Regions from separate parts of the Homo sapiens genome. Here regions 1, 2 and 4 are each linked to region 3. The links are chromatin contacts, found by Hi-C in ENCODE. All regions are on one chromosome and are shown on one strand. Each heading gives the region's core, a stretch centred on a gene start or an enhancer-like site at or near the end of the contact. The rest is flanking DNA. Distances are from core to core; before and after follow the strand shown. Region 1 holds the start of E2F8 (E2F transcription factor 8). Region 2 holds the start of NAV2 (neuron navigator 2). Region 3 holds the start of SERGEF (secretion regulating guanine nucleotide exchange factor). Region 4 holds the start of ZDHHC13 (zDHHC palmitoyltransferase 13).

Region 1 (3,119 bases), core at 129-2,628, 1.2 Mb after region 3:
TGCCAATTTGGTAAAAAATTATCTTAAAAAGAAATTCAGTCTCCAAACATGTCAAATGCCCTTTCTGAATTCCAAGTTGTTCAAGAATCCTCAGAAATGTTGTAATGAAACTAACGAATTTTTGAAGAGGGGTAGGTTTGCCCCTTTACACTCTTTCTAGTTTTTAATGATTTGGTAGCTGTCTCAGACATAAAGAGAGAAAAGGTATTTTTAAGAATAATAAAATTTGTTAGTTTCATTACAACATTTCTGAGGATTCTTGAACAACTGGAATTCAGAAAGGGCATTTGACATGATTGGAGACTGAATTTCTTTTTAAGATAATTTTCATTTTTTAAACTATATTAATTAAATTAGTATATATTTTAAACTATATATTTTTGAAACTATAAGATAAGGTTCATTTTTTCCAGGTCTTTACAGAGGCTAACCAAGGTTGTGGCATTAAGAAAACACATTGGATAGGGAAAAATTATGGAGTTAAATCAGGATGATACTGAATTTAAAATTGCAATGATGAATACTGAAGTTATAAAGTACCTTTTCGTTCTCCATTCTGTAAATTCCTCATACATTTAGAGTTTAAAAATGAAAAATCTGGAGTTCCTCCCCAAATCCCGATGGTTCAAGTAGTCCAATCAATTGTACTAAAAGTTTTAATATCCTTAAAGAAAAAAGGAAATAGAAAAAGTTAGAGAAAAACAAGAACCAAAAGATCTGTTGAAAATTCCTTCACGGACAAGAGGCTACGGAAACAAAGCCTAACGAAAAATGACAAACTAGATTTACATTTTATTCTCGACCAGAGATCGCCCCACTGAGCGGAGAACGCCAACAAATGCCAGTAAATTCCTTCAGCAAACGGATCGGCGGTCCTAAGACTTCAAGCAACCCACGGAATTTCTAGTGACAGCCCTCTCCCATCTGTAGAAAAGGCGAGCCATTCTCCGGACCCCAGCGAATACTTTAGGAAGCACCCACCTGTTCGCAGATCAGGGCTCCGGACTAAGCGCACGAGCCCAGGTCCCAGCTGAGCGCACGCGACCCCAAGTAACTGGGTACAAGTCTGCATCTAGATGCCTGGATTTCTCCCCTTACACACACGTGCACAGGCTCAGCAGTAAAGTCGTGGGAGGTCGCTTGACAGGAAAGTTCCAAATTCAGTCCCAAAGCTCCAAGTATGCAGTTGGGCATTTAAAGAGTCTTATAATTAAGACTTTTTTTTTAAATTTAAAAAAGGGCTTCCTTAAAGATACAAAGCACTATTTACTCCCTGTTCGGGTGGCCAGTTCACACCACGGCGTTAGACTCCACCTTGGAAGGCTGTATTTGCCCAATAAGGCAAGCAGGTACTGTCCCCCGGCCGCCACTCGCTCAGTGCACTTCCCCCAACTTTCGGCCAAAGGCCCCTCCCCCAGGCCCTGTCCGCCCGCCGCAGTCCCGACAGTTCCCGGACAGCATCATCGTGGTTTCCAGGACAACAATTCCCGACCAATCAGAGGGCCGGAAGCGGGCCTGCGATTGGCCGACGGCGCCAGGGGCGGGGCCGGACCTTCCGCCTTCGATTTAAAAATTTGGCGCGGAAAGTCGGACCGTGGCCGGCGCCTCCCCTTAGCTGCGCGGGGCCTGAGCGCGGGCAAACCCGCGCCCGGAACCACGGCAACCCCGCCCCTCCCCCTCGTTCGCCCCCGCCCCTCTGCGCGGGAGCTCAGCTCCTCCCTCACGGCCCCCGGCGAAGCGGGAGGCGGGAAACGGCCGCCGCCGCCGCCGCCGCCACCCTCCCGAGCCCTCTCCCGGTGCCGTGTCGCCCGGGCGCCGCGCCCCTCTGCGTCCCGCTGACCTGTCAGTCCACCTCACGGCGGGAGCCGGCGGGGGCTGAGCCGGGACTCGTCAGCACCGCTGCCCCTCTCAGGCCCGGGAGCCCGCGTACCTGGCAGTCAGTCTTTCCGCAGCGCCGAGGTGGGTGCCGGAGAGAGACGCCGGGACCGGGACTGGCGGGCCGGCTGGCGGGCAGAGGGAGCGTGACCGTCCAGGAGCAGCCAAGCCCCCGATTTGAAATTAACCCGCTCCCGGCGCGAGCCGATACCGCGGGCGGGGAGGGCCGCTCCCCTCCCCCACGCCCGCTCGCCCCGGCCCCGGCCCCCGAGCGCCAATCCGAGCCTCCCGACCGTAGCCGCCGGCGAATCGGTGCAGGCACCGCCCTCCACTCCCGCCTCTACGGCAGAGTTGGGGGAAAAGTTCAGCAACTTTTTTTTCCTTTTTTTTTTTTTTTGCATACACCCCCTCCCCTTGCTCAAAGTTGGGGAATAAAATTTGGCCCGTCCGGGGCTCGCGGGCTGGGCCGCAGGCGCCCTGCGATTCCCCGCTTGGGGCTATCTCACCCCTGCCCAGCCCCAGGCCGGCTCACCTGCCCTCGGACTCCAGCCGGACCTCTCCCCCTTGCACCCCTGGCATGCATGATTGTGCTGCCCACCGTCTGCCCCGTGCCTCGCAGAAACTGGCGCGAGGAGGGAGAAGCTTGGCTACTGGTGCCTAAGCTCCGTGGGCTCTGGGCCTTGGCCCAGCGGTGAGAACTCAGGTGTAGGAGGAAGAGGAGGAAGGCGGAAAACCCTCCAACCCTGTCCTCGCCGTCTTTCCTCAGGGTCTCCCACCCACTCCTCCCTTTCTCTTCCCTGTTGTCTTTCCCTCTTTTTCCGGTCTCCGAGCCTCAGGCAGCTTTAGCCTGGTTCCCTGTAGAGCCCTAGCAGGGTCGGGGAGACACTTCGATCCTTCGTCCTCACTTTGCAGAACGGGACACCGAGGCCCGGGGCGGCGGCGCTGCCTCGGCTGCACCTGGATCATTTGCGCCCGCGTTGGCTCCCTTTGCTCTCCTCTGCCTTAGACTTTTCTGCGGACTGGTGCTGAGTGTTGCCCAACCGCGCCGAGATCTGGGCGCCGGTCTCTCGATCTGGACTCGGTTTGGCTCGTCCTCCTCTGTAATCGCGTGTCTTTAGGCTCCAGCAGGGCCCGGGGCCACACTTCCCCACTCCCACCGCTAACTTGGGGATCAGTGACTCTCCCATTGCTGACTAGCAGGGCGAGGCATTTTTATTTTCTGCGAAACGCGATGAGGGCGGGGA
Region 2 (3,216 bases), core at 517-3,016, 1.7 Mb after region 3:
ATGATGTGTGACTTGATTTCAGAGAGAGGGAGGATAACTGAAACAGACATAGACAGGGCCGTGCATTTCAGCCTAACTAGAGTAGAAAGTTGCTACCTAGAATGGCTAAGAAGGTGCCTTCTCATTTCTTAATGCTTCAGAGGTTAAGACTTTGATGTTTCCTCTGGTCTGAGATCTTTGTCACTTTGGGCCACTATAACAAAAATACCATAAACAGGATGGCTTAAACAACAAACATTTATTTCTTACAGTACTAGAGGCTGGAAGTCTGAGACTAGGATGCCAACACGGTATCAGATTCTTGGTAAGGGCCCTCTTCCTGGTCCACAGAAGACTGCCTTCTGTGTCCTCACAAGGCAGTAAGAAAGCATCTCTCTCCTGTCTCTTCTAATAAGAGTGCTAATCCTATCATGAGGGCTCCACTGTCTTGACCTTATTACCTCCTAAAGTTCCCCACCTCCTAATACCATCACACTGGGGATTACGGGTTTAACATGAATTCCAGGGGGACAGAGTTAATAGCATCTGAGTTATTCTAAATCAATGCTATCAGCACTGAAGATCAGGCTATAGGGTGGGCACAAAGTGTCCTGGAAACAAAGAAGAAAGACAAATAGTTTATAAACAGAGATGACTTTGGGGGAAAGCAGCAGTAATTTAACAACAGGGAAAATAAAGCCCAGCTTTTATTGGTCTCTTACATTGCCAGGTACTTGTGCTAAATGACTGCCATGCACCAACCATCTCATTTAATCCAAACAACAGCTCATTAGGTAAATGTCGTCAAGCCTCCACCTTACTACATGTGAAAACAGAAGCTTTATAAGCATGCATGTAAGCTTAAATAACTTGCCCACTTCTAATCCAAGCAGTTCTACAGGGTGGGAGGCTCCTCATTCATAAATCGCGAAGGCTGGCCTGCCTGATCATCTCTCAGTTTCCTTCTTATTCTCATCCACTTTCAGTCAGCGAGGAAACCACAGAGCAACCCAAACAGCGAATTCGAGTCGAGGAACCTGTTGGGGCCAGTGCGTCCCAGGCGCGGACAGGGAGGGGCTCCATGAAACGCAGCAAGGTTTGGCCAGAGCCTGCCGGGGTCATGGAGCCTCTCCCGGCTTCTTCAGGCCACTCTAATTACAGAGTCTGTGGTAGGTTGCGTGGAGGAGCTGTCTCGGGGCGGGAAGCTTCCCTGCGTATTGTATTTGCCTATAAATACTTCAAATAGTTAAGTGAAATGTGCAGCCTTTGAAAACTGGAGAGGAAGCCGTTGGGAGGCCCCCCGCCCAGCCGGCCTGGAAGAGCAGGCAGAGAAATGGCTGGCGCGCTCTTAAAGCGGGAGACGAGCTTCGGCCCTGCCCAAGCCAGATGGGGGCAGCGAGGCTGCGGGCGTGACTCCGGAAGACTCAAACCGTTAAGGTGACCGGAGCAATTTGAAAAAGGAAACAAACTTCCCTCGAGCCGTGCCCGCGTGGCTCTGGGGCGGACGGTTGCGTTCGAAAGGGCATTTTTCAAAAGAAGGGTTTCAGGAACGCAGGGGTGTGGGCCCCCCGGGAGGCGCGCGGCCGGGGCAGTGCCGCAAAGCGGCCACCAGCCCGCTTTGTACTCGCGGCCAAGCGCGGCCCCAGAGTTTCGGCGGCGGCCAGAGTTTAGGCCACACCCTCTTTGCAGTGAGACCCGCGGCCGCTGATTGGCGCACCGTGGACCAATGGGCGCGCCGGGGCGGCCCCGGCTGTCAGCGCGCGCCGCAGCAGCGCCGGCAGCAGCCTGTCCTCCCCTGCGCTGAGCCCCGCAGCCAGCGCAGCCTTCCCGGGAAGCGCGGCGGCCGCTCCCGAGCGCAGCCCTGCCCGGCCCGCCAGCCGCGCGTCCCGGCGCCCGCGCCCCACGGCCACAGCCTTGCCTCTATCTAGCTCACGGAGCATGTGCAGACCCGCAGGCGCTAAGGTGCTCTCAGTCCGGGGGCCTTCTGGGCAGCGGTGACTGTCACCCCAAGAGAGACCTTTCGGGGGCTCTTGCCGCACCTCTGCTGCGTCGCGGGTGACACTGCGGTGCTCGCGAGCAGGGTGGCAGCTGCCTCTCGGTGGAGACGTCTTGGGACCCTTGCGCCCTTCTTCTCTCCTTCCTTCGCTGCTGTCTCCTTTCCTTCCTTGGCTGCTCGCTCTTTCTCTCGCCGGCTCAGACCCGTAGCCTCCGGAACGGGACTCGTGGGTCGCCGCCGCCTCTGTCTCTTCCAAAGGGGCCTCCTCACTTCGGAGATGCAGTGACAAGTTAATATGGGCGTCCAAGCCTCTGTTTCCCAGGAGGAAATTTGCAAGAGGCGGCAGCCCCTGAGCGCCCAGAGCTCTTGAAAGGCCACCCAGGAGAGGTGTGAGACCCGGCGGCAGCATCCGTCCAGGTGGGACCCGCTGAGCGCCGTGGCCAGTCCCCCATTCCCATCCCGGCACCCCAAAGGCGCGCTCGCCCGATTGCTTCGAGTTCCCCGACCTGGGGATTTTTTTTTTAGCCGCTGGTGGTGGGCGCCTCGTGGGCTAAGGCCCGGCGCCTGCTCTGCTACCCGCGCTGCCTTTAGCGGTCGCCCCCGCCGCCGCTGCCAGGGACGTGCTGGGAAAGCCCAAGCCCCGGGAGAAGATGCCGGCCATCCTGGTCGCCTCCAAAATGAAGTCGGGACTGCCCAAACCCGTGCACAGCGCCGCGCCCATCCTGCACGTGCCCCCGGCCCGGGCGGGCCCCCAGCCCTGCTACCTGAAGTTGGGAAGCAAGGTGGAGGTGAGCAAGACCACCTATCCTAGCCAGATCCCCCTGAAATCGCAGGTGCTGCAGGGGCTGCAGGAGCCAGCGGGGGAGGGGCTCCCGCTGCGGAAGAGCGGCTCGGTGGAAAACGGGTTCGATACCCAGGTGAGAGATGCCGTTTGCCGGGGTACTGTTCTGGAAGGATGGATGAATAGTTCTTTCGGGATGGTGTGGGAGAAAGGGCTGGATGGGAGAAGGGTCTACCATGTGGCCAGGGAAGGGAACCATTCCCCTTAGGCCGGCAGGTTGGGGGATGCGCGAGGAGAGTGGGCCGGCCGGTGGGTGTGGCCCGGGTGCCGGAGGTTTGCCTTAAGAGCTCTTCGAGACCTGGGATGGCGGGCACGTCTGCAGCATCTTCCTGGGGAGGAGGAAAGGTCGGGATGTTCTCAAAAAACGTGTGCATCGCTGGAAATGTGAGGTCCTGCATGT
Region 3 (2,919 bases), core at 237-2,736:
TTTGTTATGGTAGCCCTAGCCGACCAACACACCCCCACAGTTTCAGATTATACAGCAGGAAAAACACACTACCAGTCCTCCAAACACAGCAGAAGGGTGTCAACAACCTATTAAACATATTTTACAACCTTTAATATTCGGCTTTGTCTGTACTGAAACAATATTTCTGTTTCCTCTGTCCACACAGACGCCAGTCTCCTGCCTGGAAAAAGCCAGAGACAGCACACATTCAATCCCCAACTCCACCCCCAGCTCCCGGGCCACCTCAAAGACGCCCAGCCAGCCAGACTACCGCAGGTCACGCCATGCTCTCCCTCCTGCCAAATTGCAGCCCCACATTCAACAATTGCCGCCTTGTACTGATCATTACTTCTTTAAAAATTGGACAACTAATACTGATTTTAACAGCAATACAGGTTATAATTTTGCTCTCCCCCAACACAAGAGCTGGAAGTCCTTCACTCGTGTATTTCACTCATGTGTATTTCCCCAACACCAGCACATGGGTAGGCACACAGATGCTCGTTCATTCATTCGTCAACGAGTATTTACTGGGGACCTACAATGTGCCAGACACCAAGAGAGGCACCGTGAACAAGACAGGCACAGCACCCACTCTTACCACACTTACTTTCCAGCCAGAGAGACTGACGTTAATAATAAATTATACACATCATTACAATTGTGATACGTGCTATGAAGAAGCACAAGACGCAGCGACTGCTTGTTCCCGTGCATGCTGGTCGGCCACCTGCCACGCTCCTGTGCATGAACCCTCCTCTCTCCCAGACACACATCAAGATGACCCTGTCTCTCCCAATGCTCCCGTCAAACCAACAGCAGCCCAACTCCCCCAACACATGCAAGAACCGGTCACAGCAGAGTGTCAGCAAATAGGCAGGGTCTGTGCCTTGTGCGCGGCCAAACACCGCAGGCCTCACATCTAAAGGATGCTTTCGCCAGGCTGGGACAGGGTCTCCCTCCTCCAGGCATCAGGAGTGTGGGGGGCACAGGTGGCCCCACGGAGCTCTGGGACCGGGCGATCCTCTCCACCGAGCCCTCCGCGCTGTCTTCCAGGCGCTATTCGGGCTGGAGGGCTCTCGCGGAACCAGACGCTCTGCCCCGAGGCAGGTTCTTCCCGCGGCGCCACAGCCCCTCCGGCCCTGACCCCGCCAGCCGGCAGGCCCCTAAGTCGACCGCGAAGACCCTTCCTTCCCCGCCCGCCCGCTCCTCCTCCGCTCCCCCTCCGCTCCCAGCCCAGGATCCTTCAACCCAGAGCCCGGCTCGGACCTCAGCCGCCCAGCCCCTGAACTGCCCACGCCGCGGCCAGCAGCTCCCACATCTCGGCGCCCCTCAGGGCCTGCACCGGCCCGGGGGCGGAGTCACGTACCCAGGCGAAGAGCGCGGCCGCCGCGGGGGCGGCCTCCGAGGCGCTGGGCTCGCGCTCCATGCGAGGACGCTCCGCCGGCGCTTCCGGGAGGGACGGCACGGGGGCGGCGCCTGCCGGGGGTAGGTGAGCGCCGGAGCCGGACCGGGGACGCGTGATGGGTAGGGCGCGGGGCGGGGTCTGTGGTGGGAAGCGGCCCGCAGGCCGGGAGAGAGGGTGCGGCCGGGCCCTCGGGCCACTGGGGATCAGTGGTGGGCGGGGCCGGACGACAGCCCCGGAGCCGCCTCCCAGTCAGCCCGCCCCGGCGGCGCTCGCAGCGTCTCCGCCCGCAGCCTCCTGTCTCGCTGGGCCTCTCAGCCTCTCGCTCCTACCCCCTCGTACTCTTTATTTTTAGTCATAATTTCATGTTTCATGCAGGTGCACTGCGCGCCACAGTTCACAAAGCTCCTTCGCGTTTTTGTCTCCTTGGAGGCCCACGACAGCCCAGAGGGGCTGACAGGGCAGCGATGGCATCACCATTTGCGGGAACAGGAAATGGAGCCTGAGGGGTAGGGCAGGGTCCTGCCCGGCGTCTCAGGCGCAATTGTCTTGAGCCCGCTTTGGTGTGCGTTCGCAAACATCTGAGGGGGCGCCTTGGGAGGCGAGTGGAGTGGCACGTCGCCGGTGTCGCCCTCTGCACCTGGCACGGAGCGGGAACCCGCGCCTCGCGACGCTGAATGGGGGAGGCTGGTTAGCGTCGACTCCTGCCGGGGCAGCCTCGGCGCTCCGGGCACGGCCCTGAGCTCATTCTATTAATAATACTGGATAATCGTCACCCAACGAACATTTCCATATAAAATGGCTTTTCTCAGACAGCGTCGTGTTGCTGATGGGAGTTAATTAAGTTCAATTTATCTGAAGGAAAATATGGCACCGCGTACCGGGAATACAGAACACATAGGGTCACATTAAAGATGATCATCCACATTCACATTCGGTAGCACTTGGCCCCTCTGCTGACACGGGCCTCCAGCACTCACTGCCCTTCACCCCTGGGCTTCTGGGAAGTGTCTCCAATGAGCTCTTACACTGTCCTTTCCTGTTCTTTCACTCCATCCACTTTTAGGAGTTTCTGCCTGTAAGACCACTTGAGGGCAGCCCCTCACCTTTATCTCTCCAACCTGTGGCATCTGGAGAACGTCGATGACCATACCAAGAAAAAAGCAAACTTTGGAGAGATAAAACAGCTCTTCATTCTCTAGGGATCTGAATGTGCAGGAGCTATACCATGCTTACTGACTGTCTTATGAGTGGGCTTTTTTGTGCTGACCATTTCTTTGAAGCATGTGTAACAGGATGTAAAAATGGGATCCTTCACCGCTCAGTTTTGGCTGAGCAACAAGTGCCAGTTACTCCTATATCATAAAGTAAGGTTCAAGACCACCAAAGCAGGTCTTGCAAAGCAACTGTCTAGAAACCAGTGTATGACTTTCAGTCTACGAAAAAGGTTGAGAGGCCAGAGAGAATTCTAGTAGGATATGTGGCCACAATTA
Region 4 (3,031 bases), core at 1-2,500, 1.1 Mb after region 3:
AATGACACGCCTGTACATCCATCCATCCATCATTCATTAAAATTGTGCTGAGCATTTTCCATGTCCCAGTGCTGTGTTAGACACTGGGAGTTCAGAGATGGATCTGACATGGTTCCTATCCTCAAAGGGTTTGGGCTTTTGGGGGCAAGCCAGGGCTGACGTGCCCAAAGGACACAGACACTAAAGCAATAGTAATACATCTACGATTTTATTGTATCATAGCAATATTTTCCATGGAAAACCCAGCACTTTGTTGGATTTCTATTTATTTATTTTATGATTTAGTATTATTTTTATAAAATAAGGAAGTCATAATGTTTTCAGATCGTTTTCAAATTAGCTTCTAAAGGTCTTAATCTGGTTCCACTTGGCAACAGACACATCTAAGGAACCATTACAAAGAACTGTGTTAAGTGCTGGGCTAGAAAAACCCCAGTGTTTACTCGGGGCTGAAGTAGGAGAGCCCCACTGCCCCACTGGAACGCCCCAAGGGAAGGAGCCATCCCTAATGCTTGCTTCATAGACCTTCAAGCTGGACAGGGCTTAAATGCCAGCTCCTCCAGTGCCCTCCACAAAGGGTCGTGGAGGTCAGGGGGGAGGTGCACTTCAAGTGGGAGGCTCTCGCCCACTCCCCCTCTAGCCTGCGCCGTAGAACTCATTTTTTGTTTCATTTGAGGAAACAGAACCTCAGGCGGTAGAGGTGACTTGCCCAAGATCACGCAAATGGAGTGGAAAACATTTAAATAGCTAACATCTATTGATTCCTTTTTATATGTAACGCACGGGCTGAGGGGCTTTACATGCGTTTTCTCATTTAATCCTCCTGATAATTCCATGAAGTAGGTACCCTTATTTTCCTCATTTCACAGATGAGAAAATTGAGGTAAAATAAGAGACTTTCACAAGGTCATTTAGCAATTAAGTAGCCAAGTCCAGATTTGCTCTCAATAGATGGTGGTTGACGTTGGAATAACAGTCTGATCCTGACCCTGGACGCACATCTGGGGCCCGTGGCACCTGGGGCAGGGAGGGGCGCTCGGTCCTGGGCTGGGGCTGGGGGAGCGACCGGCACGGGCGGGCCGGGGGTGGAGCCTCTGGCGAGCTGTTCACAGCGGGCTTCCCAGGAGGTGAGAAAGTCCCGCCCCTAGCCGATGGAGGGCTGGGATTGGTTCTCCGGGACCGATTGACGGCTCAGGGCACGAGCGGGGACCGCAGCGGCGGAGGTGAGGGCGCCAGCAGGAAGTGGGAGAAGAGGCGACCCAAGGCGGGCTGGCGGGCTGGCGGCAGTCGCTACTTGCCTAGTAGCCTCAGCCGCTGTGGGCTCCTGGGGAGATGGAGGGGCCGGGGCTGGGCTCGCAGGTGAGTGCGGCCGGGCGGTGGCTGTCCTGGGGGCCGGGAGAGCGGCTGCAGCTGTGGAGGAAAGGATGGTGTGGGTGAGAGGCCGCTCGATGAGGGGGTTTCGGGAGCGGCGGGGCCTAGGTCTGGGAAGCGGGAGCCTGGAAACACCACGAACGATGCTGGAAATTGTCTCTGAGGCGACTGGGAAGAAAAGGCGAGGACTGAGGGGTGAGGGCCCGAGCCGGCCCCTCCAGCCTCCATCCCTGGCCAGGGCGCCCCCTGGGGCCGGTACCCGGAGCCCGGCGGGGACCTCTGTGGGCCTGGGGAGGGGACGATGGCCCTTCCCGGGAGAGGTGTCAGGTGACACACCTGATTCGGACCCGCCCGTCTTGACGTTGGCCCGGAGTCGGAGCGGTTCTGTTGATTTCTTTTTCAGCCCTGGCGTCTTAGCACCCGCCTTCACCCCACCCAGTCCAGTTTTCGCTCCTGTTTCCGCATCCTTGCTTACTCCTTGAAATAATTAAGGCTGCTTGTTTAGGATGGAGGAAAGGGGCGTGGAGAGGGGAGGTACACCACAGCGATCTGCAGAATCTCAAAGGACAATATTCCGTGGAGGAGGTGTTATATAAAAGCCAGACGGAGGTCCAAAGAAGCCAGGCGGGCCAGTCGGAGAAGTTACAGGAGGTAGATGTTGTCTCCAAGAAAACAAGATTTTTGTGCTTTTTGCTTATGGCCCTTTCCTAGTGCCTAGAGTACTGACTAGTATATTGTAGACGTTCACTTAATATTTATTGAATAAATGCAGAATTTCCAGGTTCAGCCAGTTTTAGTGAGTGCATAACCCATGTCAGATGCTTTCATATGCATTATTTTATTCCAGAATTGAAGCATCCTTAAGAAGATATTATCCCCATATACAGATGAGAACGAACACTAAAGCTGTCTTCAGCTGGAATCAGTTAGGCGGTAGATTCTCAGTTTGGGATGATTGGATTACCTGATCTCTAAAAACGTTTTTCCAGTCCCGAGAGTGTTCCTCATGCTTTCCCTTTCCCTTCTTTCAGCACGATCTTGTGTAGGTTTAAGTGAGGGACAAGATGTCTGGGGAAATGTCAAGGTGTTCTTATTGGTTATTCTTGAATTTTAACAGAAAAAAAATAGTTCTCAGGCAGACTGGATTTTACCAAAGGGTGTTGAATCTTCACATGGAAACAGCGCCTCATTCTTTTTCTCAGAGAGGCTCAAAGAAAAGTTGGTAGGAGTAACTATTATGTCTTAATTACTGCCACTCATTTACAGAAGGCTTCAAGTGCTTAAAGTTCACTCTCTCATGCTGAAGGGAAGATTAGCCTTGTCCCAGTTCCATGGCCTATAGAGAGGGAGAGAATGATTTGGTGGTTGAATTTAGTAGGGAAAGGTAGAGAGATCATTGTCGTTGTTAATAATAATTGCTCTTGTTCACTTTTTCAGTAATGTGAAGACCTCACCTATATATACTGCTTTGCAGTTTGCAAAATACTTCCCCATTTTTGATCCTCACTATAATCCTCTGAGGTGGGGAGAAATGATTATTCTGATTTTAGAAATGAGAACAGAGGCTCAGAAAACTGGAATCACTTGCTACAAGTCAAATAGCTGCTAAGTGATAGAGCCAAGACTTCAGTCGTTCATTCAGCAAATGTGTTTTGAATGT

What was found. A loop is a pair of places that touch in the nucleus more often than their neighbours do. Pooled maps may share reads with other maps.
Region 1: a loop to region 3 is called in a map of B cell, with 16 times the contacts of the local background. The contact joins the promoter of E2F8 here to the promoter of SERGEF in region 3. A Hi-C loop is called at or near these places in 2 of 168 maps with a recorded cell type or tissue (B cell and naive thymus-derived CD4-positive, alpha-beta T cell), 4 of 37 single-sample maps with no recorded cell type and 15 of 50 pooled maps.
Region 2: a loop to region 3 is called in a map of CD8-positive, alpha-beta T cell, with 20 times the contacts of the local background. The contact joins the promoter of NAV2 here to the promoter of SERGEF in region 3. A Hi-C loop is called at or near these places in 4 of 168 maps with a recorded cell type or tissue (CD4-positive, alpha-beta memory T cell, CD8-positive, alpha-beta T cell and naive thymus-derived CD4-positive, alpha-beta T cell) and 10 of 50 pooled maps.
Region 4: a map of CD4-positive, alpha-beta T cell shows a loop between it and region 3 (4-fold over the local background). The contact joins the promoter of ZDHHC13 here to the promoter of SERGEF in region 3. A Hi-C loop is called at or near these places in 5 of 168 maps with a recorded cell type or tissue (CD4-positive, alpha-beta T cell, CD8-positive, alpha-beta T cell and naive thymus-derived CD4-positive, alpha-beta T cell), 2 of 37 single-sample maps with no recorded cell type and 11 of 50 pooled maps.

What each region holds. Positions count from the first base shown.
Region 1 is chr11:19,239,567-19,242,685 of GRCh38, forward strand. It overlaps E2F8 (E2F transcription factor 8), which reads right to left and starts at 1,379. Exons shown (of 13, transcript NM_024680.4): 1 at 982-1,379; 2 at 541-664. The coding sequence starts at 555. The region is part of intron 1 of CSRP3-AS1 (CSRP3 and E2F8 antisense RNA 1); the gene reads left to right. RefSeq lists a silencer at 1,449-2,148 and enhancers at 2,269-2,378, 2,584-3,119.
Region 2 is chr11:19,711,071-19,714,286 of GRCh38, forward strand. It overlaps NAV2 (neuron navigator 2), which reads left to right and starts at 1,767. Exons shown (of 38, transcript NM_145117.5): 1 at 1,767-2,892. The coding sequence starts at 2,626. LEISA1 (lncRNA enhancing IL-6/STAT3 signaling activation 1) reads right to left here. Exons shown (of 1, transcript NR_015384.2): 1 at 1-3,216. RefSeq lists silencers at 1,472-2,001, 1,642-1,835.
Region 3 is chr11:18,011,561-18,014,479 of GRCh38, forward strand. It overlaps SERGEF (secretion regulating guanine nucleotide exchange factor), which reads right to left and starts at 1,487. Exons shown (of 11, transcript NM_012139.4): 1 at 1,391-1,487. The coding sequence starts at 1,450. RefSeq lists enhancers at 1-279, 280-796, 2,155-2,204 and a silencer at 1,155-1,774.
Region 4 is chr11:19,115,918-19,118,948 of GRCh38, forward strand. ZDHHC13 (zDHHC palmitoyltransferase 13) reads left to right here and starts at 1,251. Exons shown (of 17, transcript NM_019028.3): 1 at 1,251-1,359. The coding sequence starts at 1,333. RefSeq lists silencers at 981-1,220, 1,271-1,350, 1,441-1,670.